Linked DNA regions of Mus musculus: regions 2, 3, 4, 5, 6 and 7 are each linked to region 1. The links are chromatin loops, found by intact Hi-C in ENCODE. Cell type or tissue: heart. All regions are shown on one strand.

What was found. A loop is a pair of places that touch in the nucleus more often than their neighbours do. Peaks named below come from ENCODE experiments on the same cell type or tissue, not always from the same donor. Only the 100,000 strongest peaks of a DNase experiment are listed, where the experiment ranks them.
Region 2: a loop joins it to region 1, with 2.5 times the contacts of the local background. A loop is called at or near these places in 8 of 42 quality-filtered maps.
Region 3: a loop joins it to region 1, with 2.2 times the contacts of the local background. A loop is called at or near these places in 5 of 42 quality-filtered maps.
Region 4: it touches region 1 in a loop (11-fold over the local background); 13 of 42 quality-filtered maps call a loop at or near these places.
Region 5: it touches region 1 in a loop (3-fold over the local background); 5 of 42 quality-filtered maps call a loop at or near these places.
Region 6: it touches region 1 in a loop (4-fold over the local background); 19 of 42 quality-filtered maps call a loop at or near these places.
Region 7: a loop joins it to region 1, with 2.2 times the contacts of the local background. A loop is called at or near these places in 3 of 42 quality-filtered maps.

What each region holds. Positions count from the first base shown.
Region 1 is chr17:74,018,764-74,022,763 of GRCm38, forward strand. It overlaps Srd5a2 (steroid 5 alpha-reductase 2), which reads right to left. Exons shown (of 5, transcript NM_053188.3): 4 at 2,621-2,771. Among named protein-coding and RNA genes, the nearest start is that of Gm24475, 20 kb to the left of the region's middle. In heart, no CTCF peak of the experiment used is centred here; a DNase peak (open chromatin) is centred at 1,968.
Region 2 is chr17:73,889,326-73,893,325 of GRCm38, forward strand. It overlaps Xdh (xanthine dehydrogenase), which reads right to left. Exons shown (of 36, transcript NM_011723.3): 33 at 3,394-3,459; 34 at 1,786-1,974. Among named protein-coding and RNA genes, the nearest start is that of Xdh, 59 kb to the right of the region's middle. In heart, a CTCF peak has its summit at 2,457 (motif pointing right); no DNase peak of the experiment used is centred here.
Region 3 is chr17:74,133,599-74,137,598 of GRCm38, forward strand. No RefSeq gene overlaps it. Among named protein-coding and RNA genes, the nearest start is that of Gm31235, 55 kb to the left of the region's middle. In heart, a CTCF peak has its summit at 1,618 (motif pointing left); no DNase peak of the experiment used is centred here.
Region 4 is chr17:74,191,742-74,195,741 of GRCm38, forward strand. It overlaps a transcript of Memo1 not described here. Among named protein-coding and RNA genes, the nearest start is that of Gm52299, 82 kb to the right of the region's middle. In heart, a CTCF peak has its summit at 1,939 (motif pointing left); a DNase peak (open chromatin) is centred at 3,190.
Region 5 is chr17:74,314,053-74,318,052 of GRCm38, forward strand. Dpy30 (dpy-30, histone methyltransferase complex regulatory subunit) reads right to left here and starts at 2,381. Exons shown (of 5, transcript NM_001146223.1): 1 at 2,293-2,381; 2 at 1,992-2,064; 3 at 1,850-1,897. The coding sequence starts at 2,027. In heart, a CTCF peak has its summit at 2,501; a DNase peak (open chromatin) is centred at 2,389; H3K4me3 peaks cover 2,203 bases; H3K27ac peaks cover 1,986 bases.
Region 6 is chr17:74,294,318-74,298,317 of GRCm38, forward strand. It overlaps Memo1 (mediator of cell motility 1), which reads right to left and starts at 546. Exons shown (of 9, transcript NM_133771.2): 1 at 375-546. The coding sequence starts at 435. In heart, CTCF peaks have their summits at 571 (motif pointing right) and 2,339 (motif pointing left); DNase peaks (open chromatin) are centred at 474, 1,044 and 2,344; H3K4me3 peaks cover 2,286 bases; H3K27ac peaks cover 2,265 bases.
Region 7 is chr17:74,388,148-74,392,147 of GRCm38, forward strand. Spast (spastin) reads left to right here. Exons shown (of 17, transcript NM_001162870.1): 17 at 43-2,966. The coding sequence ends at 165. Among named protein-coding and RNA genes, the nearest start is that of Slc30a6, 5.5 kb to the right of the region's middle. In heart, a CTCF peak has its summit at 1,914; no DNase peak of the experiment used is centred here.

The sequences.
Region 1 (4,000 bases):
AACACCTCCCTGAGGATCTGTAGGCAGCTAATAGTTGCTGGGGAGGGAGAGATGTTTTCTTCCTTCGGTGGTGTGGCCACCAGTAAGGACACCATGCTCTTGTAAATAATTCCTTACCAAGGACCCTGTAACCAACTCTAATGAGGCTCCCTTCGTCATGAAAGGTAAGTCAGTAGGGCTAACAGGAGGGCTCAGCAGTCAAAAGCACTTGTTGCACTTCTAGAGAACCCGGAATTTGGTTCCCAGCACACATGTCCAGAGGTTTGTAAATCCTTGCCGAATTACTCAGCTCCAGTATCTGATGCCGTCTTCTGAGTGTCCACACACACATATGCATACAAACACACACACACACACCACGTAAATTAAAGTATACCTTTGAAAATAAGATAAAAACATGTAAGAGCAAGAGGAAAACAAAATAGAAATAAAAGATGCATATAGTAAAAACACATTATAAATTATGAAAATGCCACGAGGCTCATTATTGTGTCTAACTAGACACCTGCTTACAACAAATAAAATTTACAAAAAGCATGGACAACGTTAACTTCAGAGAATCGGCAGCATCTCTTGAAAATATCCCTTCCAGGAGTTTGGGGATGCAACTACTACTATGGATCTCATTTTGCCCTCTAAAAGGTAGGTTGCAGTCCTAGCTCCCAATGCCTGAAGATACAGTCTTATTTTGGACCAACAGTCATGGCATATGTAATGAATTGGAATAGCTCATACTGATGCAGGATGGACCCTTAATCCCACAGATCTGCAAAGAGACATGAAGGAGATATAGGATGAGAAGGTCACAGGAACACTGGTAGAGATTGGAATGAGTCTACCCCAGCCATGGAGAACTAAGAACAGTGAGTCTCCACCAGAACTGAACAGAAAGAAGCAAGGAAGCAAGCCATTCCAGAGAGCACAGCCCTGCCTATCCCTTAAGGCCAAACCTCTGGTCTCCAGAATTCTGAGAAGATAGATATTTTTCCCCTTGCTCTAAGCCATGCAGCTGAGGTCCTTTCCTGTGACAGCCTGAGGAAATTAATGCTGACCAAGTTGTCCTCTTAACTGGTTGAAACTAATGGCCCTCGAGGCATAATAAAGACAAAATGCACTCTGCTAAAGTGCTTTGGGTTTGAACTGGAAGACAAAAGTGATCACGCGTGCCAGAAGAGCCCGGTCTGCCCTGCTTTGGTTTGAAAAGACCCTGTGTGCTCCATCTCCCCCGCCAACGCCTGCCATTGCTTCAGGAGCACCGTCACAAAGCCCTCTTAGTCCTAGTAAAAGAGACACCCCTGGCTCTCCCTCCGGGAGGAATATAACCAGACAGCCTCAATTTGATTTTGACATTGCACCAGCTGGAAACTCCTGGTGGAAATATTGACGGAGAACTCTGTCTATGCTCTTCAGAGACGCTCCATGTACCAGGCAATGCCCCGACTTCTGTCATTCGTTTACTGCCTCTGATGGACAGCAGGTTCTCCTGAAGTGGGCTGTTGCCATGTCTCTCAAAGGCTGTGAACCTTGAAACCCTGTCCCTTTCGAGACAGGAAGTTGTAGGATTAGGTCACAGGAGAAACTGCTGCTTTGCCTATTTCCAAACTGGCCTCAGTTTCTATTCAAAAGGAGCTTGTGCCTCATTTAATCCTAAAAGCTATTAGAAAAATCATTAGCCAGACAAAAACACTGAGGCGAGGCAGAAACACCAAGGAGAAAGATTAAGATGCGCTCAGCTCAGTCCTTTAATCCATGTGTTCCTTCTTGGTCTCTAGGCATTCATCTTTCTATAAAAGTTACTTGAAAGTAAGCAGGTGACGTCCTATCACCTCCTACCTTGAGAGGGACAGGGTTTCAATGATCCCTAGCCCCTCTCTACCCCTGGATTAACGATTTGTTAGACCAACCCTCCAAGGGGGTGGGGTGAGGGTAGGGGTGTGGCATAATGGGACCTTAACTGCCTGCAGTTCCAACATGTACCAGCAGATGGAGCACTCGGAGCTCATCTGCTTTCCTTGCTTGGTGATGGCTGGCAATGGTCTCATCCCTGGAGAACAGACACATCAAGAAATACAGTGGAAGAGAATTGAACTGAAACGTGACATTTCTTTCACCTCTTAACCCACTATCTGAAGTTTCCAGCCAGGTGGTAATAAATCTTATTTGGAGACGAATACTTCTATGTAGATGCAACGACCTTGTGACACTATTAACTGTCAACCTGACCCTTAGGGGGTAGTCTGGTCACACCTGTGAGGGACTGTTTCTATTAAGGATAGCCTCAGAGAAATTCCTGTGAAGGGTTGTCCTGATTAAGTCCATTGATGTAGGAAGACCCGTCTTAATTTTGGCAAGGCTTATTTCCCTCGTGAGGGACCCTGGACTGTCTAAATGAAGAGGGGCAAACAGAGCATATATGGTATGTATGCATTGATTTGTTTTGCTTTCTACTTTTGACTATAAAGGCAATGTGACCGGCTGCTTCAAGTTCCAGCCACCTTGACGTGCATAGCCCGGAAGATGGAGCCAAACGGGCCCTTTCTTTCTTACGTTGTTTCGTTGTAAAACACTATCAGATCAACAGGAAACAAAACTAAGACAGACCTCTCTGTTAAAGGTTTACCTGTGGTGGTAAAAAGCTTGCATCCCCAGGAAACAAAGTGTGAAAAATGCAAAAGCAAAGGCTGGAACAGACCAAGTGGCCAAAGCGTAGCCCATCCATTCAATAATCTCGCCCAGGAAATTGGCTCCAGACACATACGTAAACAAGCCACCTGTGTGCAGAAGAATCAAAAAAAGACAGCACTCAGAACAGCGTTACCGTGACACTGCATCCCTGTGTCTCATTCCAAAATGCACAAAGACAGGCAAAGGAACGTAAAGCCAGCATTCAGAGGAAGCTTTGCAGAGACGCAGGGAAACTAGCCCCTTGTCTGGAGAATGTTCTGGAATCCTGAGGAGTGGCCCTATCTCCCTGAGGGGCTTCCTGCCCGTTTCTTTACAAGGGACCACCAGCTTCAAGCAAGACAAGCAAGAGGTGCCGAAGACCTGCTTTTTGTCTCGTTTCATGAAAGGACTTCTTCAGGCAGCTTCTTCCTAAGACTTTCCTGGCAAGGTCAAATGCCAACCACTAATGGTGCATTCCAGCCCCACAAAGTGAGACTTAACATGTGTGAGTGATGTGATTCTTGTCTGACCCTCTGATTGTCCACTACCCGGCCCCCTACACTATACACTGTTCAAGTTGAAAGCAGTGAATATTTGGCTTGGGAAAACTCAGCTGCTGCTAAGTTACCCCACAAGATATTTCCTCTCTCAGAACTATCTAAAAACCAAGCTATGTCCAATGACATCCAATATACCCACACTCAAACTTTATGAGCCATATTAAACTAGGAAAGCTGTGACCAAAACAGCTTTTCTCCTTCTATAATTACATTACATTGTGCTTTTAAGTCATTCTATCTCGGTCTCATAACTCGGTTAAAACCCTTGGCAGTCTGGTTTTGTAAGAACTGTCTCTGCTTATCTTTACGTAATTATTAAGCCGAAGTTTTAAAGTGTTGCTGTGGTTGGAATGTGAGTGCTGCCCTCAGATTCTTGTGGACACTTTGTCCCCAGCTGGTGAAATGTTTCAGAGGGGTATAGAACCTTTCAGCCATGGGCCCTTGCTGGCAGGTGGAAGGCTATCAGGTATGGACTATAGAAAGAGAAAGACAGCCTGGTTCCTGCCCAAGTTCTCCACTCTCCTAGCTGCTATGGAGATTGAAGCAAGTCACTCCATGTTCCTGCCACCAATGACAAGAACTCCCCTAGTACGACAAGGCTCCCTCGCCTAAGCTTCCTCACTTGGACGCTGTGAGCTGACGTCACTCTGTCCAGTAACTTTGTCCCAGCTGTGCGCAAGCTGGCACAAGGAGCGAGCTTCTTTCTATTGCTTTTTTTTTAAAGATAACACTGTTCCCCTACCGTTCTGCCCATGACACCTTTGACTGTGTGAAGG
Region 2 (4,000 bases), 130 kb before region 1:
CCCAGGTCTTCTCGTCCCGGGTTTCGGCACCAACTGTCGCGCGCGCTCAACAGGCCAGGAAGAACGACGCTGCTACAGGATCCTTCTGCACACATTTATTCAGTCCTGTTTCTTCTTTCTCCATATATCTCCCTTGTTTATATCTCCCCTGTTTATATCTCCCCTGTTTTTATATCTCCCTTGTTTATATATCTCCCCCGAACCCTGGGCCTCTCACTCCTTTTATACTCTCTCTCATCCACGCACTGCAGGCCATGCCCCCTCGCCAGTCACGAGGCTTCAGCTAATCAGGGCAGCAGGGGCAAATCTCCACCAAATTGGATTCATCTGTATCCTGGTACACCTGCGCAGCACTCAAGATGTTTGTGTCTTATATGAGGAAGTCAGGTGCAAGTCATATGACTTAGCTGCAGTCCCTGGCGCCTTTGGGACTGCCGCCACACCCGCTCCCCACAGCGAACAAGCCAAGAAGAGCCAGCCAAAACTAATAAAGGCCTGAGAAGCTACTTCTTAAAGGACTGATCTTCATAAGACTTTTCTTTTAGCTCATACTATGTAATTTTCTCCAACAATACCAGAAAACTGCACGTGACATAATTATATGATGTATCTTTGAAAGTTATGTTAAATAATCATTTTTATTACTGAGAAAGTTTGGCTATGAAGCCCTGCCTGGCCTTGGTACTCACTGTGTAACCCAGGTTGTCCCTGAACTTTTAGTAATTTTCCTACCTCAGCCTTGGAAATACCAGGATTACAGATATGCACCACCATGCCTGGCTACTGTTTTATAGATCAAAAACTTGGCATAAGTTTTAGCCTCTCCCTCAGTTACTAGCCCACGGGAATAGTCTACCTGCATCCTTGACAGCAACGCTAAATATGCACTGTAATTACATATACAGATCTTCTAGGATTGCATGCATCTCCTAATAGAGATTGACTTTTCTTCCCTGTGAGGCATAGGTGCAAGACCACCTGCATCAGAATCAAGGAAACTTATTAAAACCTATGTTTTGAGGTTCTGCCTTCTTGGACTACAGAACCAAAATTTCTGAGGTTATGATCCTCAGAGATACATTTTTCTCATGGATCTAGTGACCCTAACACATGGTATTTTGTAAGAACCCATGGCCAAGGTCACAATGTGTTCCAGACCCTACCCACCCTCAGCAGGATAGTGAACCATGACCTGAGAAAATGTTTCATCAGATACAAGTTATGGTTTTCCTTCCTCAGAGACACAGGACTACATTGCTAAGCTAGGTTGATTCTTAACCATGGTCTGTGCTTTTTGTGGATAGGAATAAAGGAAGCTCTCTGTGCACAATTCCCCAGGCTTGTTAGCAAGGCTTTAAGGTTGGATCTCAATAACCAGCGGGGATGACAGGATGGATTGGAAGACACTCCCCTCCTCTGCAGCGAAATTGCATATTCTCACAAGAACATAGAGGTGCCGTATCTATGAAATCATCTCTGAGGATCAAGGACCGTGATTGTATGACAGAGAGCAGCATAGATCAGACTTTGATCCATAGGATTTGCTTAAGAAATCTCTCTGAGGCTCCCTATAGGAGCCAGCTTCAGCCAATATGATCAAGATGTGTTCTCCTGAGCCCGATTCCTTTGGTTCTCAGCTCTGCTGCCTTACCAAGGTCAGTGCCAATCCCCTTCCTTCTTTTGGAGGGATCCCTGGCAGACCCACTAGGCAGGTGACTGAAACTCCTTCTCCCCTGCAGTGGTCTCCCTTCCTAAAGTTTAGAAGGCAGCACAGAGCCACCGTACCTTGGATGCATAGATGGCCCTCTTGTTGGGGCAGTCGCGGAGCAGGGATACTCTGAACTCAATGGGGATGCTGCCAAATGCAGGGATCTTGTAGGTACTGGGGCCACGAGTGTGCAGGCTCCCCTCGGGAGAGTAGTGCAGCTCCTCCATGGTGAAAAGACCAAGACCCTGGACAAATGCCCCTTCTACCTGCAGGACAGAAGGTTATCATGGTTACCACCTCCCCTCCAGTCCCCAGGACAGATACTGATGACTACCATGGATGTAAAACCTGACCTAGAGTGGGACCTGGAAGGGGCCAGTTCCTACCTGGCTCTTGCCACAGGACCAAGGCCTCCCTATTGGATTGTCACTGAACTTGGTCTCAAGCAGAGCATCCCTCTGTTCAGAATGTGTCGGCAGAGTGGTAGATACCATTTCTCACTAAAACCTGCCACTGTGCGGATGGAGATGTTGTCTCCGTCTCGACACTAGTGATCCAACACCAGGACACAAGCTCATGGGAGGGATTTCATTTCTGGAGTAGTCAATCCTTTGAAATTTACCTCCAGCCTCATTGGGTTCCCACCCTTGTCTGTCCTGCTATGACTTACAGATCTAGAGCATCCACTACACTATGTTGGTCCCCATCCGTTCTCCCATCCCTACTCAGAAGAGTGATATGTGGCACTGCCAGAGCTGAACAAACACAAGAGGGCACTGTTGATAATCTTTGTATCCATAGTACTTGATGCAATGCCTGCCTACAGAGGGCATTCCCCAAGCAGACCAACTGAGTGTGTGTGTGTGTGTGTGTGTGTGTGTGTGTGTGTGTGTGTGTGTTGACTAAAGAGTAGATTAGCCTTTTGTATATTTTCCAAGTGTACTCATATTTTCTACCAGATGCATCTGTCTCAAATTGTGACTCCTCCCTCTCGTCTTCTCCAGCTTGACCTATTCTATGAATCCCATATTTGGGATATTCATAGAAAAATGGTTTTCATTTGGGAAGTTCTTTTCCTACTCATGGTTGAGCTCACGCCTTTTGGCGGATCCCTCTACCACCCCAGTCTTGTTACCATTTTCGTCCTAGAGAGTAGTTTATCTAATCGCTGGGTCAGTGGGCAATGGGGAGGCAGCCAGTTCTTCTGAGCTCAGACCCTACTGCTTAAGCATCAATACCAGTCTCTATTGCCCTTCCCCACTGTGCTTATTCCCAGGTACTCGAATACTCCCCTCCCTTCCCTCCTCTCCCTTCCTTCTATCCCTCCTCTCTTACTCCCTCCCCCTTTGTCCTCTGTGTGTGTGTATATGTGTGTACAAGTGTGTGTGTGTGTGTGTGTGTTACATGTGAGCATCCAATGGTTCCTCACACACTATACTGGTGCCTGGGGCATGTGGCTTCCCTTTCCAGGTTAATCTATGTTTATTTGTTTTCTGCATTGAGAGTTGGATGGATGATCATCAACCTAACTCTTACTCAAAATGAGGTTCCCCAAGTACTATGCTCTGGCCTGCTTAAAAACAATGACATGTTGTGTAGCTGTTGATCTTCAGTTATCAGGGTGGGGATGGGCACATTGCTGGCCTATTTATTCTGTTACCACCCTGATCTCCCATACACCTTACCTGTCCGATATCAATGGCAGGATTCAAGCTGGAACCAACATCCATGACGATATCTGTACGGAGATTCTGTGGATGGAAGATAGTTTGAGAAGAATAGAATACCTGAAATCCCACAGTGTGCTTTGATAACTCCTAGATTGTAAATCCCAATTCAAATACCATGTTCACAAGCACAAAGCCCTAAGCAGGTGGACACAGGGATCCCCACCACATATGGATGGCCATATCAAAGCTGACATTTGAGATCTTAGCAACCGAGTTAAATGCAGATCAGAGCTGATCTCGCCACACATCCACAAATGAGTGGTAAGAGAAGGTCTCCAGGGACTAGGGCTTTGAACCTGAGTCTGGGCAGATCTGCGAGAAATCAGTCAATAAAGTATATTGTGGCTGAATCCAAAGCATGCTTGGTTAATAGAGCCTGTAAGATAATAGCCACATTATTAAATAGCTGAGGGGCTGAGGATATAATTTAGCTGGTTGAGTTCTGGCCTTGTATGCATGAGTCCCTGGGTTTACTCGCCCAAATAAGAAAAAAAATCTAAAAATAAATGACTGAAAAAAATATAGGAAGAAGATACTTGTGGCACAGAAAAAAAAAACTATC
Region 3 (4,000 bases), 110 kb after region 1:
AAAAACAGCTTTTAACGCTACTTTGGAGACAAATGTAGGTATCTAGGCACATACATACATACATACATACGTACATACATACATACATGCATACATACATATGTCTTAGTTAGGGTTTTGATTGCTGTGACAAAACACCATGCCCAAAAAGCAAGTTGGGGAGGAAAGGGTTTATTTGGCTTACACCTCCCCATTATAGTTCATCCCTGAAGTAGATCAGGACAGGAACTCAAACAGGGCAGGAACCTGGAGGGAAGAGCTGATGTAGAGGCCATGAAGGGATGCTGCTTACTGGCTTGCTTCACATGGCTTACTCAGCCTGCTTTCTTATAGAATCCAGGATCAATAACCCAGGGATGGCACCACCCATCATGGGCTGGGCCCTCCCACATTGATCAGTCATTGAGAAACTGCTTTCCAGCTGGATCTTATGGAGCCATGTCCTCAACTGAGGCTCCTTCACAGGCTGATGACTCCAACTTGTGCCAAGTTAATACCCAAAACCAGCCAGTACACAGACAAATAGAGTGACAGACAGATTGACAGACAGACATGATAGATACACAGACAAACAGATGGACATCTACATATAGCCAATTGATATATGAATACACAGATAACCATATAGATATATTGACAGGTAGATACATAGATGATAGATAGATAGATAGATAGATAGATAGATAGATAGATAGATAGAAAGATAGATAGATAGATAGATAGATAGATAGATAGATAGATAGATAGATAAAGATAGATGAGAGTAGAAATATTGTACAAACAAGATATTCCCATATCTGGCATTCATTAACTATAGAATAAACACTAACTCTCACACTGCTTATATCCCATATTTGTATGGTTCACATCCTCCACTCTATGAATTTTTTATGCATGTGTATACTACAGAAAGCACATGTGTGTGTATACTATGGAAAGCACATGTGTGTGTATACTATGGAAAGCACATGTGTGTGTATATTATGGAAAGTCCTTGTTGTGAACTCACTCATAAAAATAATATTATAAACAGACTTGGAGTGGAGCTTTAAATAGATCAACATCTATAGAATTGCTCCCACGACCCAGCATCCTACATAAGTCAGGGTTCTCCAAAACACCCCTGAGAAACAACATAAGGAGGTGCCTACACTGGACATTTTATTTAAAAAAAAAAAAGTCTGGCACTGGAGTTTTTATCAAATATAACTAAATGAAAAGTCTATAGCTTCTGCAATGAGCATTACCCGCTCTGTAGGGTAACTCCAATTAAACTTGCTCATGAATATAAACAAACATTATGTGAGTGAAGCTTATAAAATAGTTGCTTTCCTTGTCTTATTTTTTATTTTGATGTTTTTCTCAGATTATTTTTAAATAAAATATGTCTAATTTGAGACTCCTAAAAAAAAAAAAAAAAAAAAAAAAAAAAAAAAAAAAAAACGCCTGGGGCTGGAGACGTGGCTCAGCTGGAAACATTGCTCAGCAGTTAAGAACTGCTCTTGACTGCGCTTCCAGAGGACCAACCCCAGCTTGATTCCAAGCACCCACATGGTGGCTCACATCTATTAACTACAATTCCAGGGGAGTAGATGCCCTCTTCTGGCCACCACAGGCACTGCATGCACTTAGCACACAAGCATGTATGCAGGAAAAACACTCCTACGCATAAAATAAAAATAAAGGAACGTATATTTAAATAAATCATTTTGAAAACAACTAGAAATTAACCTTGTAACCCTTCAGTATTGCATGGCCTCTGACTTCACAAAGCAAATTTAATGAGACATTTATGAAACTCACTACTCTTGCTTTACCTATAATAAAATAAACAAAACAAACTTAACAAGCCGGGCTTGAGTTGTAACCTCAATTTGTCTTCAGCTTTCATCGTTACTTCCCTGGCTTGGGTATTATGATCACTACCTGGAAGAGGGAAGAAAATGAATGGAAAAAAACAAATCATGAAAGTTTAGAAGTAGAGGGGAAAGGTGGTTTTGTTATAAGTGATGTGCACCTCACCCATACGGTTATCTCAACCTTCCCGGGACTTTGAGCCATTTGATTCTAAATGACAGAAAATGGAGAATAAGAAAAACAATAGCTTTCATGTAGCGTGGAGAAAAGGCTGACTCCCAGCCAGCGTGGTCCGCTGACTCTCCTATAAGGAAGGGCCCTTTACAAACTTTCAGATTTGTTCTGTTCTTCTGTCTCCTTCCCCATCTAGACAGTGGAATGGGTTTGTCTGATTTTAAAAAGCCCTGTTGGCATTTCCACTGAAATTACATTAAATTTATAGATTAATTTACAAAATTTATATCTCTGTGAGATTGAGTCTTTACGTCCAAGAACAAAATATCCCTTTCCATTTCTGCAAGCCTTCTTTATGCCCCTCTCTTGCACTTAGAACTTTTCCTTTTATGAGGCTTGTTCATGCCTTGCTACGTTTATTTCTGAGTACTTACTGTATTTTCTGCTTCAGGGAAATTGGACTTTTTTTTTTTTTCAAATCCAGAAGTGTAACTTAAAATTGACTGAAGCAAAATGGTCACATTACTCTTCAGACTAGACATGCTCCTCGCTGACTAAAACGTGCCAGGCCAATATGAAGATATAAAGCAGTGTTTCTCAGCCTTCCTAATAAGGTGACCCTTTAATACAGTTCTTCATGTTGTGGTGATCCCACCACCACCACAAAATTATTTCGTTGCTACTTCAGAACTATAATTTTGAGACTACCATGAATTATAATGCAAATATCTGATATGCAGGATATCTGACATATGAAAACCACCCATAGGGTCTCGACCCACAGGTTGAGAGCTGTTGCGGATAGCCCTGGGGCTAATTGTACTTGATGTTAATTCTGTTCTCCTGTGAGGCGCCTGGAACAAGGAATAAGTCAGCACTCGGGTGAGTTCCTGTAAACTTTCTTCCTACCTTAATTTACAAATAAAGGCTAGAGCTGGTGATTGGGCAGAGAAAGAGGGGAAGGTGGAGCTGAAGGGAGGGAGGGAGAGAGAGGGAGGGAGGGAGAGAGAGGGAGGGAGGGAGAGAGAGAGAGAGAGAGAGAGAGAGAGAGAGAGAATGAGAATGATGGAGGAGGAAGAAGAAGGAAAGTGGAGCAGAAGCACCTGACCTGGAGAAACAGCAAGTCTCTTGCCCGGCAGTGGTGGCGCACGCCTTTAATCCCAGCACTTGGGAGGCAGAGGCAGGTGGATTTCTGAGTTTGAGGCCAGCCTGGTCTACAGAGTGAGTTCCAGGACAGCCAGGGCTACACAGAGAAACCCTGTCTCGAAAAACCAAAAGAAAAAAAAAAAAAAAAAAAGAGGGGAGGGGGTCTCTTCTATGGGGAAGATGGTAGTGTAGCGGTAGATCTGCCCAATCTAGGCACACAGCATGGATTCATATTAATTGAGTTGTGTTTTCATTGCCCGGGCTTATTAGGGTTGGAGATTTACCGCAACAGAGAACCAGTAACAGAGCACTGCGCAAGGTGAGGTTATTTAAATTTTGTTTTTAGAAATACCGGGCAGTGATGGCACACACGTTTAATCCAGGACAGCCAGGGCTACACAGAGAAACCCTGTCTCGAAAAACAACAACAAAAAAAAAAAAAAAGAAAGAAAGAAAGAAAGAAAGAAAGAAAGAAAGAAAGAAAGAAAAGAAATAGAGTGGAGTTTTCCCATAGCCTTCAGCTGAAAATATCTGTTAAAATAATAATGATTGCTAGCCTTTCGCCTTAATGCCAATCACTTGACAGAATCTACAAGATGACCCTGAGGAATGGTGTGACATTAGAGAACCTCTCTAGTCAGGAGTAGCTTCAGACTATGGACATCAACTAAGAGCAAAGAAACCGAAACAGGTAAAGCCCGCCTTTTTGTGGTTTGTTACAGCAAGGGAGACCATCACCATCGCGTGCATTCCTGCAGAGAAGCAAAAGCTACGTGGTTAGAAGCTGTTGGGGATGAGAGTCGGCCAGAGGGCACACCGGCAG
Region 4 (4,000 bases), 170 kb after region 1:
AGGGACTGGGAGGAGAGGGAGGGACTGGGAGGAGAGGGAGGGAGGGGAAGAGAGGGAGGGGAAGAGAGGGAGGGGAAAGGGGAGGAGAGGGAGGGAGGGGAAGCTTCTATCGGGATGTAAAGAAAAAGAAAAGAAAAATTATAATACTGTTAAAAATGAAGTTATATCCTTTATAGAAAAATAGACCAGAGATAAATCATATTAAGAGAATTAAGTCAGTCAGAAAAAAGATTTTAAAAAAAACTGTTCTTAGTTTATAGATTTCATATAGATTAGAGCTTATGAATGTTAAAGATACCCCCCCACACACACATACACACACACACACACACACACACACACACACACACACACACGATGTATAAAGTAGAATCAAACTGCCTGTGAGGGAAAGGAGATATAGATTATTCTGGACTGTTTTTCAGAAGTGATTAGAATGGCCACATTAGACACTTAACATTGCTAACACCACATTTAGCCTCCAGCTAAGTTTCTTAAAGGACATTTTCCTATTTTTAATGACTGTTATCTAATATTTCATATAGAAAGGATTTAATGTTCAGGAAATGAGCTAAACTCCGCAGATGGGTTTAATTCACATGTGCTTCTTACCAGAGCTTTGGTTTCCCACAGTGGGAAACTTTGAAATGTCAAAAACTTACCTATGAATTTTGTAATAAATCAAGTAGATGTTTGCATAATATGCCTAAAAAGCAACAAGCTGTTTTTCTACTAGCACAAGTATATGTGCAAAGCAGCAATGGGTTTACCAAATTACAGGCTTATTCCAATGTGTCAGTGTGGGGTTCTGAGGAAGGGCTAGGGTAGGCCTAGCATTGTTTTAAAAGCAGTTTGACATGTTCCAGGAGAAAAGCAGGTTTCCTCCTTTAATTAAATTCAACTGATTTTCCTAGATTGTATTACCTAGCTCATCTTTAATCATTTCTACCAAAAATCTCAAAGTCAAGAAATATTCTATCATAAATTCAAAAGCATATAATAGAATCTCAAAGGGTCAAAGGCAAATAAAAACAGCTATTCAATAGTCTCTGGTATTTCTAATGACAGACAGACAGACAGACAGACAGACAGACAGACAGACAGCTCTAACACACCAGGAAAACCAACTAAAAATTTTTCAATGTTCTCATGCTTAAATTTGTGTTACCTTCTTAGGATGATAGAACTAAACATTTACTTAAATTTCACCTATCTTCTCAACTGTACAGCAAAATCAACAAAGTACACATGAGACATATATAATAAATTTTACATAGTAAAAAACCTATTAACAACATAAATACAAACTTCATACATATTCTTTCAATCACTATAAAAATCAGCATTATAATTTTTTAAAGATGCTATCAACGAACTGTAAACAATGCTAAACAGGCAAAGGCAACACAAAAAATAACAAGATACAACAGTACATATAAAACTAAGAATTGACTCAGTAGCCCTCTTCTGTTCTTTTTTGAACCTGCAGTATTTTTTAAAGATTTATTTTTATTCTATGTGTATAAGTATCTGCCCACATATCTGTAATCTACCACATGCATTGTGTGATGACTATGAAGGTCAGAAGAGGGGATCCAGTTTTAGGCAGGTCTGAGTTGCCACATGGATGCTGGAAACTAAGCCAAGCCCTCTCTATGAGAGCAGCCAGCACTCATATCCTCTAAGTCATCTCTATAACCCCCCTTCAATGCCTTTAAATTAAATGTAGAGCTTACTAGATTTCTAAAATCCATATTCCTTTATCTTTTATAAGCTCATAGAAAGTCTCACTAAGGTCACAGAATAAACTTTGTTTAAGAACTGTTTAGGCACTAAACTTACCATCATAGTTGCTGCACAAGGCTAGGCCTGGTCCTTGATTCTGGAAAAACAGCAGTGAGTTATGTGAAAACTGCACCCAACTGCCACCTACTGTCTGAATGTGTCCAGACTGAATTCCTTGTTCTACTTCATTTCGACCAAATCTTCCACTTTGTTCACACTTAAAACCACAAAATACCTTTTTAAAAGCACATGTAGAAAGATTTCTAGAGTTCTAAATTTGAGTCTTTCTTATTATAAAATTAAAGACAGACTCAGACATAAGGATTCAAAGATAGAGGCTTATATGGGAGATCCCAGTAAATGCCCATAAAGGAATGGAAGTGTCAGAGAAGGAAAAAAGGAGGAGGGTGTCATAGGGGGAGGCAGACAGAGACAGAGAGACACAGACAGACAGACAGACAGACAGACACTGACTTGCTGTGAACAATGAGGACCAGTCCTCTTCTGGGAACTCTACAAGACAGCATGGACCATACCTCCAAAGCATCCAGAAAAACAGAAGCCTGGAATCATCACCCACCAATCCCCACACAACTCCAGCTAAGAGCTGTTCCCAGATCCTATTTCCCCAGCCCCTTTAACTAGTTCTGTAGATAGCTACGAAACACCAAGGTAGAAGCGCAGGCACTTGCAGAACACTTTGTTAAGGACTAGGATGGCTGAGAGTTAGGCATCTGCCATCAAAACTCACTAAGACTCATACACAAAATTTCTGTCATCATCCTATATTACATAAAAGTGGTATTGTTGGGCTGGAGAGATGACGCAGCAGTTAAGAGCCCTGGCTGCTCTTCCAGAGGCCCTGGGTTCAATTCCCAGCACCCACATGGCGGCTCACACCTGTCTGTAACTCCAGTTATAGGGGACCTCACGCCCTCACACAGACATGCATGCAAGCAGAACACCAATGCACATGAAATAAAAATAAATTATTTTTTAAAACTGGTACTGTTGTTATGTAAGCACTAGAAGAGAATTCAAAAATTGTAAAGTAATTCCCTAATAAGAGAATATAAATATGTGTAGTTATTTGAGCCCACAAAAATAAATCTACTTTTATAAGTTGAGGAATTTCTATAAATTATTTTCATCGTATCTGCAAAACTCCTTACTTTCTAAGTACAATAGCTTACAACAAATAGCCACTGCTAAAAACAAAATATGGACTACGGTATAGCACTCAAACAGAACTAAAGAACCAGAACCAGACTCCTGTCCTAGCTATGTTGTGGGAAGGGATGATCAATAGCAATTTCCCAGGAAACCAAAGCAGCTCCCCTGCAAAGCTGAAGTGGACTCCCACTACTGCAGTGTCCTTCCACTGCACACACACCTGGGGAACCGGGCACGTAGCCAAAGCCACTGTAATTAACTTCCAATGCGCCCGAGCACCATGAAATAAGGAACATACCATGGGACAGTGCTTCAGAGCACAGCAAGCAGCGTGTCATGAACTAAAGGCTCTAGGTACCCAGGACAGTAACATCACTTAACGCCATCTGCAATTCCACAGACTTTAAAATATCAGTTCTACCCTCACGGTTTAGTTCGAAGCTTGATTTCAATAGTTAAACTCAAAAATTGGAAAAGGCTTCCAATTAAAAGGTTTATACCAACCTAGATCATGGAAAACACTTTATTATATTGTTTTTTCTTCTCCATCTTTCAAGTTTCAATTCACTAAAATTGAACGAGCAACAACTGAATGTCTATTTTGGCCCATATTCAAATAAATTTCAAATAAAAAAATCTCAAAAAGAATTCCATCTATAAAAAATTAAGTTTAAAATACCTTTATTAAGACTGATTTTTACAGTTTTTAAGTACTTAATTTTAAAACACAAAATTCTGTCAATATATTCTACTTGTTTTCATTTTTTTAGTTTTTATTATTTAAACATTTAACATCATATTGTGTTCAGGAATTCAGAATAAAAGTGAGTAAGTTTTAAGTATTTTTCTGAATTTAATGTTGGCAGATCTAAAGATCAGAACTCAGGTCTTGAATGGTATGGTTGAATATCGTTGGCCTTCAACTACTTTTTAATAACGGCATTTATGTTCTCTTTGGTTTCACTATTTGAGTTACAAAGATAATATATACAATCCTATCAAAGTTACAAACTCAACTGTGCACCTGAACATAACTTATTAA
Region 5 (4,000 bases), 300 kb after region 1:
CAGAGCGTAGGCCAAGCGTATACAAAAGCCTGGGTTCAATCCACACCACGAATAAACAAGTGCACCTCGACTCACACACAGCACACCTACAGACATACATAAGACCACACATACACAAGGTGTAAAACGTGTAACTGTGTGAAAAGGTTAGAGAGATGGCTTGGGGAATTAGATAAGTTGTTCTGCAAGCAAGCATAAGGACCTGAGTTCAAATCCCGGGCCCAAATGTAAAAAGCTAGGCACTTAAAAACTATAGACAGGACTGGAGAGAAGGCTCAGCAGTTAGAAGCACTGACTGCTCTTGCAGAAGACCAGCGCTTGGTTCCCACCACCCGCGGGGTAGTTCACCAATTGTCTCAAACTCCAATTCCAGGGAGGATCTGGCACACTCTTCTGGCCTCTGTGGGCACCAGGCAGGCACATGGGGCACACATACGGATGCAGGCACAATAACCAAGCACATAAAATGAATTTCAAAAGCCTAAGAAATATAAATAAGAATATAGACAGCCAAAGCTGGAGTTGGGGGAGGGGGTGTGTGTGTGGTTAAGAACACCAGTATAGCAGCAGGAGAGTGCTTGAAGTCAGCCTGGTCTACAGAGTAAGTTCTAGGACATCCAGGGCTACATAGAAAAACCCTGTCTCAGAGAGAGAGAGAGAGAAAGAGAAAGAGAGAGAGAGAGAGAGAGAGAGAGAGAGAGAGATCCTCATTCAATCCCCAGCATACATGGTAGCTCACAACTGTCTGTAGCTCAAGTTCCGGCCTTCTGATGTACATATATACCCAGGCAGAACACCCATAAAGCAGTAAAAAGAAATATATAAACCGGGTTCGGTGCACACACCTTTACTCCCAACACCAAGAGGTGGAGGCTGGTGAATCTCGGTAAATTCAAGGCCAGCATGATCTACATAGTGAGTTCCAGGACAGCCAGAGCTAATGACACCCTATCTCAGGGGGAAAAAAATAGAAAAAATAAAAAAATATATATACATACATATAAACACACAAACACAGAGAGGAGGGAGGGAGGGAGAGAGAGACAGAAAAAGAGACAGAGAGAAGCAAAGAGAGACAGAGAGAGATCACACAAATATAAATACAATGCAATCCTTTTGTAAGAGTCAGTTCTAGGTCAGGCAGGACTGCTCAGTGTGTAAGGAGCTTGCTACCCCCACATCTAACCTGAGTTCCATCTCCAGAACCCACCTAAGGGTGGAAGCAAAAAACCTACTCTGTAAGGGTGCCCTCTGATCTCCACACACTAGTGCACATGCATGAGCGAGCGTGTGCATGCGCGCACACACCCACAAGTAATAATAATAATAATAATAATAAAATAAAAAAGAAAACATGTCTAAGCTTACTTTCCGCTGACCTTGAACAAGTTACTCAACTTTAAGCATTCTGGAGCTGAAGATACATTCAAATTAGCCTGGTATATATCTCACAAACAGCAAAGTGTTGAATAAATTCTAACACCTGTTTGTACAACTTCTTGGAAACGTGGTCCTGCCCTTTTTTTTTTTTTTTTTTTTTTAAACCAGAACTTAATCCCTCGAGTCTCCCATTCACACACAAATTTTCTCCGGGAAGCCTCCATTTTCCTAACCAAACCTTCCCAGCTCTGGTTCCGGGATCATCTAATCTTTCATTTACAAAGTACCTTTATTTTTAGCCAAGTATTAGCATGCTAGTAAAAAGAAGCCACTTATAATCTGATACTACGGAGAGATCGCGGCAGCAAAGAGTTCCCTCGTGCAGAGTAGCCTAGTAAACCGATCCTAAGTTTTCTCCAGCTCTCAAGAGACCCATAGATGCATGCGGCAGAGAAACTGAGCGAGTTACCTCAACGCTGTCTGTGAGCCCGTACTCAGAGTGAGGGTTTTCTGCAACCTAGAAAACAAAATACAGTCACAGAGAGAGACATCCGCCCGTCCCGCGCTGCCTCCCCGCACACCGCCACCCTGAACCCAGGGCCTCCTGGTACCTGTGTCTGTCCCTCCAGCATCTGCTCCGACTCCATGGCGGACCCTGCAAACCGCAATCAACCGGATACCAGTCTTGCAAAACAAGAAGAGCCGCGAGTTAGTTACCCGGGAGATTTCAAGTGGAAGACGCCAGGACCCGGTGCGGTGCAGCCCAGCCCGGGACCCCGCCCCTCACCCCCGCGGGCAGCAGACGCGCGGGCTGGGTCGGGCCACCGACTGGCCGTCCTCGTCGCATCGCGAGGCTCGGAGGTCGTCCCAAGGATGTAGCGGTGGGAGGAGGAGGACAGGGAAGCTGATTACCCGCGCCAAGGCTGTCGGTTCCTAAGTGCCCTGCACGGCGCCACCGACTCACAGCGCGAACCGCTTCGGCCGTAAGTGAGGGACGTCGCGCTGCCGCCGCGCCTGCGCAGAGCGGCCCCGCGGGCAGAAGTGCCCGAGCCCGCCTAAGTGGGCCTACGCCTCTGCGGTGCGCGGGGTGCCTGGCCACCTGCCGGCTCCACCCTGCCGTAGATCTTTCTCCTTTAGACAGTCCTTCGTGGCACCTGGAAGTGACGGTCCCCGAGGAACCGAGGCCACTCACTTGCTGAGCGATTCTTGCTCAGGCTTTACTAGGGGCTAGAGGGCATCCAGCGGTTGATTACTTGGCTAATCTTACAGGCGACTTAGGTTTGGTCTCCACCGCCCACATGGTGGCTCACAACTATCCCTAACTCCGGTTCCGGGGAGCTGACTCTCTCTTTTTATCTACGCAGGCACGAGGCACGCGTGTGCTCCGCGCACATTCAGGCAAAACACGCATATATACGTATACATACACACATATATAATTTTTTTAAGGCCAAAGGGAAACAAGGAGGAGTGTTTGGGAATTCTTGGGCGGCTTTTATTCAAGCCCTGCAGTCTATGAGGATACCACGTTCACACTATTCTACATTTATGTCTAGATTAGTTTTTTTTTTTTTTTTTAATTACTTTCCAGGGATAAGGAGTTCAGCTCATGGTCGAGCGCTTTCCTGGGATAACCAAGGATCTTGGTTCAATTTCTACAGAAGAAATGGCTTTCCAGACTGTAGTATTATGGATTCCAACCTGGGTTGTGTTTGCTTGTTTTTACATTTTAAAGCCAGGTGTCTGAAATCCCAGCATTTGGCTGACTGAGGTAAAGAGGGTCAAACGCCAGCCAGAGCTTCCTGAACGGGAGTTCCAGGAGAGCCTGCTTTCCTGTAATTATTGTAACTGTTGATGGATTAGGATTTCAAGGGTATGGAGAGGTTGGAATGCTGCAAATCTAGAGACACTAGTTAGTTGTCTTGAACCTAGTTAGCTCCCTAAATAGCCTTTAATACCCACCTCTGTCAGGGACCTAACTTCTTTACTAATACTTCTTACTAGTGAGTTTCTTGGAATGTTCAGACTCCTAGCTAACACCAAAATGTTTCCAAAAAGCCTTCAGTTGGCAGGGCAGTGGTGCTGCATGCCTTTAATCCCAGCATTTGGGAGGCAGAGGCAGGTGGATTTCTGAGTTAGAGGCCAGCCTGGTCTACAGAGTGAGTTCCAGGACAGCCAGGGATACACAGAGAAACCCTGTCTCAAGAAAAAGAAGGAGAGGGGGAGGGGGAGAAGAAGAAAAGAAGAAGAAGAAGAAGAAGAAGAAGAAGAAGAAGAAGAAGAAGAAGCCTTCAGCTGTCCCTACAATGATTATAGCTAAGATTTCCAGACTTTCCTACAACCCACACACCTAATGTACTTGAAAAGAGCTTTTGTGCTTGGTGTGGTGGTGAGAAAAGAGATGGTTTAGTCACTTTAAAAACAAAAACAAAAACAAAAACTTACTGCTCTTCCAGAGTTCAGTTCCCAGGCACACACCAGAAGTCCAACAACCACCCAGAACTCCCGAGATCTGACACCGTCTTCTGGCCTCTGTGAGCACTTGAACTCACTTGCACTTACACAGAAATGTGGTATATATACGAATACATAACTAAAAATAAACCTTAAAATGTACAAT
Region 6 (4,000 bases), 280 kb after region 1:
ACGAGAGATAGGGTAGAAAAAGTACTGCCTGTCACTCCTTCCAGGGGCGCTGGGTGCCCCAAGGGTGGGAGCAAAAACTGCGGTCCCCTCGGCCAGCCTCTGGCAACGAGGACCGCGCCAACTCGTCCTTCCCCACCGCAGAGGCCGTCCGCGGAGCCGCGGAGCCCGCGCTCGCCCTGGCCGGGGCCGGCCGGCAACTCCTCGCCCAACTCCGCGGGCGCCAGGCCGCCTGCCCGAGCGCCGGGTGGGGGAGGCGGCGCGGCCCGGCCCCGATCCCTCGGCACGCGGTCAGCGCCCTCCGCCCGCCGCCCGAGTCCCCGCCCGCCGGGCCCCGGCTGCCCAGCTCGACCACCCCGGCGGCCTGGCGCCCTTACCTGAGGCGGTGTACCAGCTCCCGGCGTGGCTGGCTTCCCGGCAGACCACTCGGTTGGACATCTTGGTGCCTGTGCCGCCTATGGTGCACGAGGATGAATGAGGAGGCGGCGGCGGCGGCGGCTCCGCGAGGGGACGAGACGCCGCGGGCCCAGCCCAGGAGGAGGCGGCCGCGGGGAGGGGACCAGCCCGGCCCAGGAGGAGGAGGAGGAGGAGGAGGAAGAGGAGGAGATGGCAGCCAGGGCGGAGGGCGGCAACAATCACCACAAACTCCGCCGGCCGCCGGAAGATGGGGCCCACGGCGGCTTTACCCTAGCCGCGCGGCCGCGGAGTCGCCGCCGCCGCCGCCGCCCCTACCCCTGCCCGAGCTGCTTCCGCGAGCCGCCCCCCGGCCACGCCGCGCGCGGCCTGCCGAGCCTCCCGCTGACCCCACCCCCGTGACTCCGCGCCCTTCCCCACCGCCCCGCCCCGCCCCGCCCCCACCACCGAGGCCTCCCTCCCGCCGCGCGCCCGCCGGCCCCGCCCCGCCCCGCGCCTCCGCCCGCCGTGCCGCGCGCTCAACGGCGGAAGCGGGACCGGCCCCGCGCCATCCCGGGTCGGGAGGCCGCGAGCCGGAGGGCGGCGGCGATCGGTGCCACCTCCCCCCCAACACACACACACACAGCCCGGGGCCGGGGCCTGAACCCGGGAAAGGCAGAGCCTGGGGAGCCCACGCGTCCTTACTCGCCGCTCTACCGGGGCCGGCCCACTGAGCATGCCCAGCGCCGCGGCCGGGCCCGCCGAGGAGGCTCAGCGTGCACGCTCCGCTCTCCGGGGTTTAGCGCCAGCAGAGGCTGGGGGCAGGGCGCGGGGCGCAGGACGCAGCCGCGAGGCGGGGTGAGCCCCTTCCCCCCCCCCCCCCCCCAGCCGCCTGGCTTGTCCCCGTGCGCCGCTGGCTCAGCACACACAACACACACGCGATCGCTGCCTGCCGAGTCCCGTCGGGGTTCCCCCTTCCCCGGCGTCCTTGGTGGGGTTCCCACCCTCGGGGTATCGCCCAGGAATGCAAGTCTGGGGCCACGCCGCGAAGTTTCGCTGGCAGAGACATCGCGCTGCGAGGCGTACTGGGATGGGAGAATATGGGGGGGTGGAGGACCGACCCTGTCAAAATGTAACCTTCGCTTCCCAGGCTCGCCCCTTACGACCTAATGTCTTCGACACAGTTAAATTTACTAATTGTATTTTAGGTATAACTGCAATGTGGCAAAGATTGTCTCAGTTATTTCCTACTGTGTTAAATGGGGGTGACGTTCGTGAGGGAGGGGTACCAAGGATTATGAGTTAATGCGTATGAGGAACCAGACGGGGTAAGGAATACTACAAATGTCACCCTTCACTTATAAAATCCCAGTATTCCACGTAAGTATTCCACGCAGCAAAAGAATTCCTTTACCAGTTGGGTAGAATCACAAAGGAAGTGGTTTGTTTGGCTTTGAAGTGCTGGATTCCAAAACCCAGGAAGTGTAACAGTTCCCCAACTCCCAGAAAGTATTTGGGAAAGAAATCATACACCGGGTATATCTTAGTTTCACATTAAACTAGATCCTGGAGAAGTCCAAAGTAGATGTCTAGCTGCCTAACCAAGTTCGGCGTTCCTTAATGCTGTAACAGTATACTTTTTGTTTGGTTGGGGTTTTTGCCAAGTTCTCAAGTGTTATGAGAAAAGCTCTACAGTTAATTTCAATGGCAAGAAAAAGGTAAATTGCCGCTTTCTCCCAAGAGTTTGTGTTGCTTACCAAACTTAGCAAAGACCCTAATGAATAAAATACAACTTCTTGCGCCAGAGAAATGGCTCAGTGGTTAAAAAAATAAATAAATAAAAAAAAAAAATAAGCACTGCTCTTACAAAGGACCTAAGTTGAGTCAGCATCACATTGGGTAGCGCCCAAGCAAGTCCAGTTCCAGGGGCTCTAACGCCCTCTTCTGGCCTCCACAGGCACCTACGATTACATGCACATACTCCACACACACACACAAATTATAATTGTTTTTTTTAATATTTATTTATTTATTATATGTAAGTACACTGTAGCTGTCTTCAGACACTCCAGAAGAGAGCATTAGATTTCATTACGGGTGGTTGTGAACCACCATGTGGTTTCTGGGATTTGAACTCAGGACCTTTGGAAGAGCAGTCAGCGCTCTTAACCGCTGAGCCATCTCACCAAATTATAATTGTTTTTAAAGATTTCTAGAATGCTTAGACTTTTTGTTTGTTTTGTTTTTTTGGGTTTTGTTGTTGTTGTTGTTGTTTTTCGAGACAGGGTTTCTCTGTGTAGCCCTGGCTGTCCTGCAACTCACTCTGTAGACCAGGCTGGCCTCGAACTCAGAAATCCACCTGCCTCTGTCTCCCAAGTGCTGGGATTAAAGGCATGCGCCACCATGCCCGGCTTTTTTTTCTAAGACAAAGCTTCATTATGTAACTGACTGGCCTGCATGGAACACCCAATGTAAACCTGGCTGTCCTCAAAGAGATCCACCTGCCTCTGGAGTGCTAGGATTGAAGGCAGGCACCACCGCAGCCGCTCTTTTGACACAGGTTCTGGCCTAGGACTGAGTATGCAGACCAAGCTGGCCTTGAACTTGCTGGGAACCCACTTGTCTCTGCCTCCCTAGCACTGGAGTGCAAGCACACCCAGCTCCAGCTTCTTGAAAGAAGTCAGTCGAACCTATTCACAACCACCTCCCCTAACGACTAGCTTCAGTCTATTAGCAATTCTATATGCATTTTATTATTGACAATCTGTTATATATTCTAGTAACTTGTGTTTGACAATCCATAAATGTTATTCATAGTAAGGGCAAGGAAAAAAATTAATAGTCCTTATGACACACAGAATAGAAAAAACAAAGAAGTCCCAGAACCTAACGTTAGTGCATATAGTTTCCAAAACAGAATATCCAAACTTTGTTGTAGTAAACTAGACACAGCAACAGTGCCCATCATTCTGACTTGTATTTGACTTGTTTTAATAAAGATGGCATCTTTATAGCCCTGGATGCTCTGGACTCTGAAATCCACCTGCATCTGCCTTCCAAATGCTGGATTAAAGGCATTCATCGCTACACATCTACTTCTCCACTTTAAGGTCTCTAACTCCAATTAGAGCTTACTAGTTACACTCGATTGTCCAGGTGAAGCTCTGGGAGTCTTCTTATCTAGTTGGCATGAGGATTATGGGAAACACCGCCATGCTTCCGCAAGGATTTATATGGATACTGGAACCCCAGTTCAGGTCTTCATACTTCCACAGCAAGCAGTTTACAGACTGCGCCATCTCCCCGACCCATCAGACTTATTTTTAATCATGCAGGTGTGTTTGTAGTCACGTAGATGGGATATGGTTGCCAGAAGTTTCAGATCCCATGTGCATGCTGGGATTCAAACCCTGGTCCTCTGTACTAACAGCCAATGCTCTTAACTGCTGAGCCATCTCTCCAGGCCCTGGATACGCAGATATACTATAGCATCACTTCGAGCCGGGCATGGTGGCGCACGCCTTTAATCCCGGCGCTCAGGAGGCAGAGGCAGGCAGATTTCTGAGTTTGAGGCCAGCCTGGTCTACAAAGTGAGTTCCAGGACAGCGAG
Region 7 (4,000 bases), 370 kb after region 1:
GATGTGTTCATCATTTCTGTGTCATTTTTTTTTTAAATCTAGATGAGAAATATTCGATTATCTGACTTCACAGAATCCTTAAAAAAGATAAAACGCAGTGTGAGTCCTCAGACCTTAGAAGCATACATACGCTGGAACAAGGATTTTGGAGACACCACTGTTTAAAGGAATGGATGCCTCTGTGAGCCCATAGAACATCGCACTTCACAGGAAACAAGAGCTTTGGCTACAGGAACCCAGACTTCGTTTACAGGACGTTTTAGAGTTTTCATTTTTGTGCACCAAACTTGAAGAGGAACAAGAAGACAGACCTAAATAAAATATGCAATATGAATGGAATTTTTGTTCAAGGCCTTCTTGCGTGATGGTGATGGTTTTGTTTTCTCAGTGGGCACTGTTAGTTAGAGCACAGCAAAAACAGATTCTGGTTCATTACTGATTATAATCATTCTGTAAATAATAATTTGTACATTGCATCCAGATGACAGTATTGCAGAGACAGTGGGTGGTGGAAGACACAGAGCCCTCCCCCCGGTGTCTGTCTCCTGGTGTCTGTCTTGCAGCAGTCTGGTTTCTGGTTTCCTGTCCTACTGTTCCTTAGCTGTATCCCTGTGATTGGGATAGCAAGCGTTCTGAGCTCTTCCTGCTTCCTTACCAGCTCAGTGTGCCAAGTGGAAATCTTCCCATCTGCAGTGAGAGCTGTAGTGAGACTCTTGTCCACCTGGATACACAACCATTAAACACTTAGTGAGTTCTTCACCTGGATACACAACCATTAGACACTTAGTGGGTTCTTTCACATTCTGTTTTTCTCTTTTATTGCCTTGCTGCCAAACAGTTTAGAAAGCAACTTAATAGCAACAGCAAGAGAAAATGTGGCACAACCAGGGTTTGAGAGTTTGAGTCACTCTGTGTAGCATGTGCATCAGTCCTTGTGTGCCCTGCAGTATTTTTTTCTAATATGCCAGAAATCCACTGTAGACTTAACTTACTCCATCTGGAATTCATTTTTGTTGAAGTTATTCTAATACTTTAGAGAGCCAGTTTTAACTCATAAATTGAGGTACCAGTGTGAGAGAAGGGACATATTAGGAGCTAAGACATTTCTAACTTATTGCTTATCACTTTCTTACTGTTTACAGACAACTAAATGCCAGTGGCACTACCACCTCTACTAATTACTGTCCCTTCAATGAAACTTAAAATACCGAATTTTTCTACACGGCATATGTTTTATAGGTTTCTTGTGCTTACTTTGTAACTAAAAAGCGCTAGCCTAATGGTCTACCTTTTGTTTCTGTAAAATGTATAGTAATTCGTTGTTGTTTGTGTAAATATGGCTGGACTTTTATTATAAAAATGCATTATAGGAAGTAGAGGCTCATGTGAGGCCTTTTAAGAACTGTATAAAGGCAAATAGATATTTGCCATTAGTTTACTGGTTAAAAGTTTGTTTACAGAATTTTTCTTTGGTGCTTAAACGATGCTATGTAAAACTTCATGGGTAGAAGGGATAATTCTGTGGTAGCAACACCAACATCTCATGTAAGAAACATGTCTGAGAAAACATACTAAAATCCTTGCTCTTTCCCCCTCTTTCCCCCAGATAAAATTTTTATGATAAAGACATACATCCTCAATTTTACCCTTGCTCTTGTTAAAGATTTATTACTTAAATATAGAAGATGGATTATTTCTTTTCCTAGGATCATATGCTGTTTATAGCTGTAATTTAAATCATATCTCTTAATTATGATTTTAGACATCCCTGGATCATAAAAATGAAGTTTTGATCAATAGGAAAACAAATTTAACCAAAGCTGTGCATAGTTTTTGTTGTGGGCAGTGTCTTTTTAAGGTCTCAAATGTTAATGCATCAGTTATAAAATACTGATAGTCCCACCCGGTGATGGTGCGAGGAACTGCAGCAGTCCTAAGCAGACATCTACAATCAGGCTCTAAAGCTGCACCGCTTTCACTTAGGAGGGGCAGTAACATTCCCCCTGTTTATGTATTAAGACAGGCATCAGCTCAATGGTTAAACAGAAGAGCCTTTAAGATCAGGGTTCATTCTTGATTCTTTAAGGACAAATTTTAGGTGGTAAAAATTTTAAATGTCTAAAAGATACAAAATGAAGTTAACCCAAAACTCAAAGTTATTGCTGTGTGACTGTCCATCACTCACTGTAGAGAAGCACCTCTGTTCATCAGGTCGTAGGTTCAGCTCCTGTTAATGTTTTCTGTGATGCTGTATGACCCAGGTAGATTGTAGGCCATTTTGTTACTGTCTTTTAAGATAGGGTTTCATGGAGCCTAAGCTGGCCTAGAACTCAATGGGTAGCCTATAAATAAATACCTTAAACTGATCTTCATGCCTGCATCTCCCAAGTGCTGGGGGTGCTGCTGGTGTGCATCCCACATCAGGATGTTTGCTCTTTTTCAGATAGAAGTTGCTGGGATTTCCAAATTAACATTAGATTTTTGTGTTGAGCTCTGTTTACTGTTGAAGATAATGTTTAAATAATAAGGATTGGTAGCTCATGTTAACATGACAGAGTCCTTGTAAGCTCGGTGAACTTACTGATCACCTAACTGAGCCAAAGGAAAGACTCAATACAATCTTTCCAAATCTGCTAGGGCTACAAAACTTTTCTGAGACTAGATGCCCATTGGATTTATTTTTGTCTCTTTGCGTTTAACAGGACAAACAGAATTTGAAATTACATGTATGTGGCATTCTTTGTTTATACTGTAAAATTGTTTATATATCATACAAAAGCTAATTCTTTGATAGACTGAACTGCTTAATGGTTTGCTTTTTGTTTTCTTAAGTCAGGTTTTCCTTTAAATGTCTGTCTCAGTTTTAGTCTTACTTTTACTTCTGCGAAGCAAATGACTTAAAGGGTGCATACAGCTACATAACGTGGGGTTTTGTTGTAAATAAATGACAAACTTTGTTTTGCCTTAATTTTTATAGTCTTCGATATTTCAGGGGTGGTAATTTCATGGAGTATTTTCTAACTCTTGTGTCAATAAACTTTGAGCAGAATATGCAAAGCAGTGAATAGAAGGTTCTGGATAGCAATCCAGACCAGTTTAAAAGGACATAAATTCCCATTGGTAGAGCTCTTGTATAGTCCCGCTTGTGCAGTTCATCCCAGCTTATGCAGTTCATTTGAAAATGAAATTCAAGCAGAACACAACAGGCAATTCAGATGAAGAGGTTATCAGGCTGCTGAAGCCGCTGGAAATGAGAAAGGAAATCTTGGAGAGGTAATTGATAAGTTGACCTCTGTCATCTGCAGATTCCTTTCAAATCCTTGCACTTTCCAAAATTTTCCATCTAGCAGGATATTCAAAGGAACCCAGCAGATAACCAAGTCTAAAGAGCTGACCAAAGGGAGCATTCCTGTACACCTACAATAGCCTGAGCTACTTAGACCCTGTCTCACAAAACAGACAAGCCTGTAGTGGTAGTGAATGTCTTTAATTCCTGCACCCTAGAGGCAAAGTGGGTGACTTCTGAAGCCAGCTTGTTCTACACAGAACAGTGCCGCTCACTCTTTGTGATGCTGCGACCCTTAGATACAGTTCTTCCAGTTTTGAACACCCCCAACCATAAAACTATTTTCATATCTGTAACTTTGCTACTGTTATGAATCATAATATTAATACCTGTGTTTTATGATGGTTTTTGGGTGACCCTGAGAGAATGACTGACTGGGCCAGCCAGGGAGGGCTCCACGGTAGACCTGTCTCAAAAACCACATCATAGGAAAAACCGGAAAGATGGCAAAAAATGCACAAAAATACTGCTGTTTGAGGGTAGAGTTTTAAAGTTGAAAATGGAAACTCTAAGGACAAAATGAACAGAAACTCTGACAACTTAAAATCATTTCGGTATCAAGGTTATCTTTTTAATAGTTTAAATCCAGAATAAATATAGCATTCTTTAGAAGAAAACAAGAGTTTTCACAATAGTACCCAAGGGCAAATACAC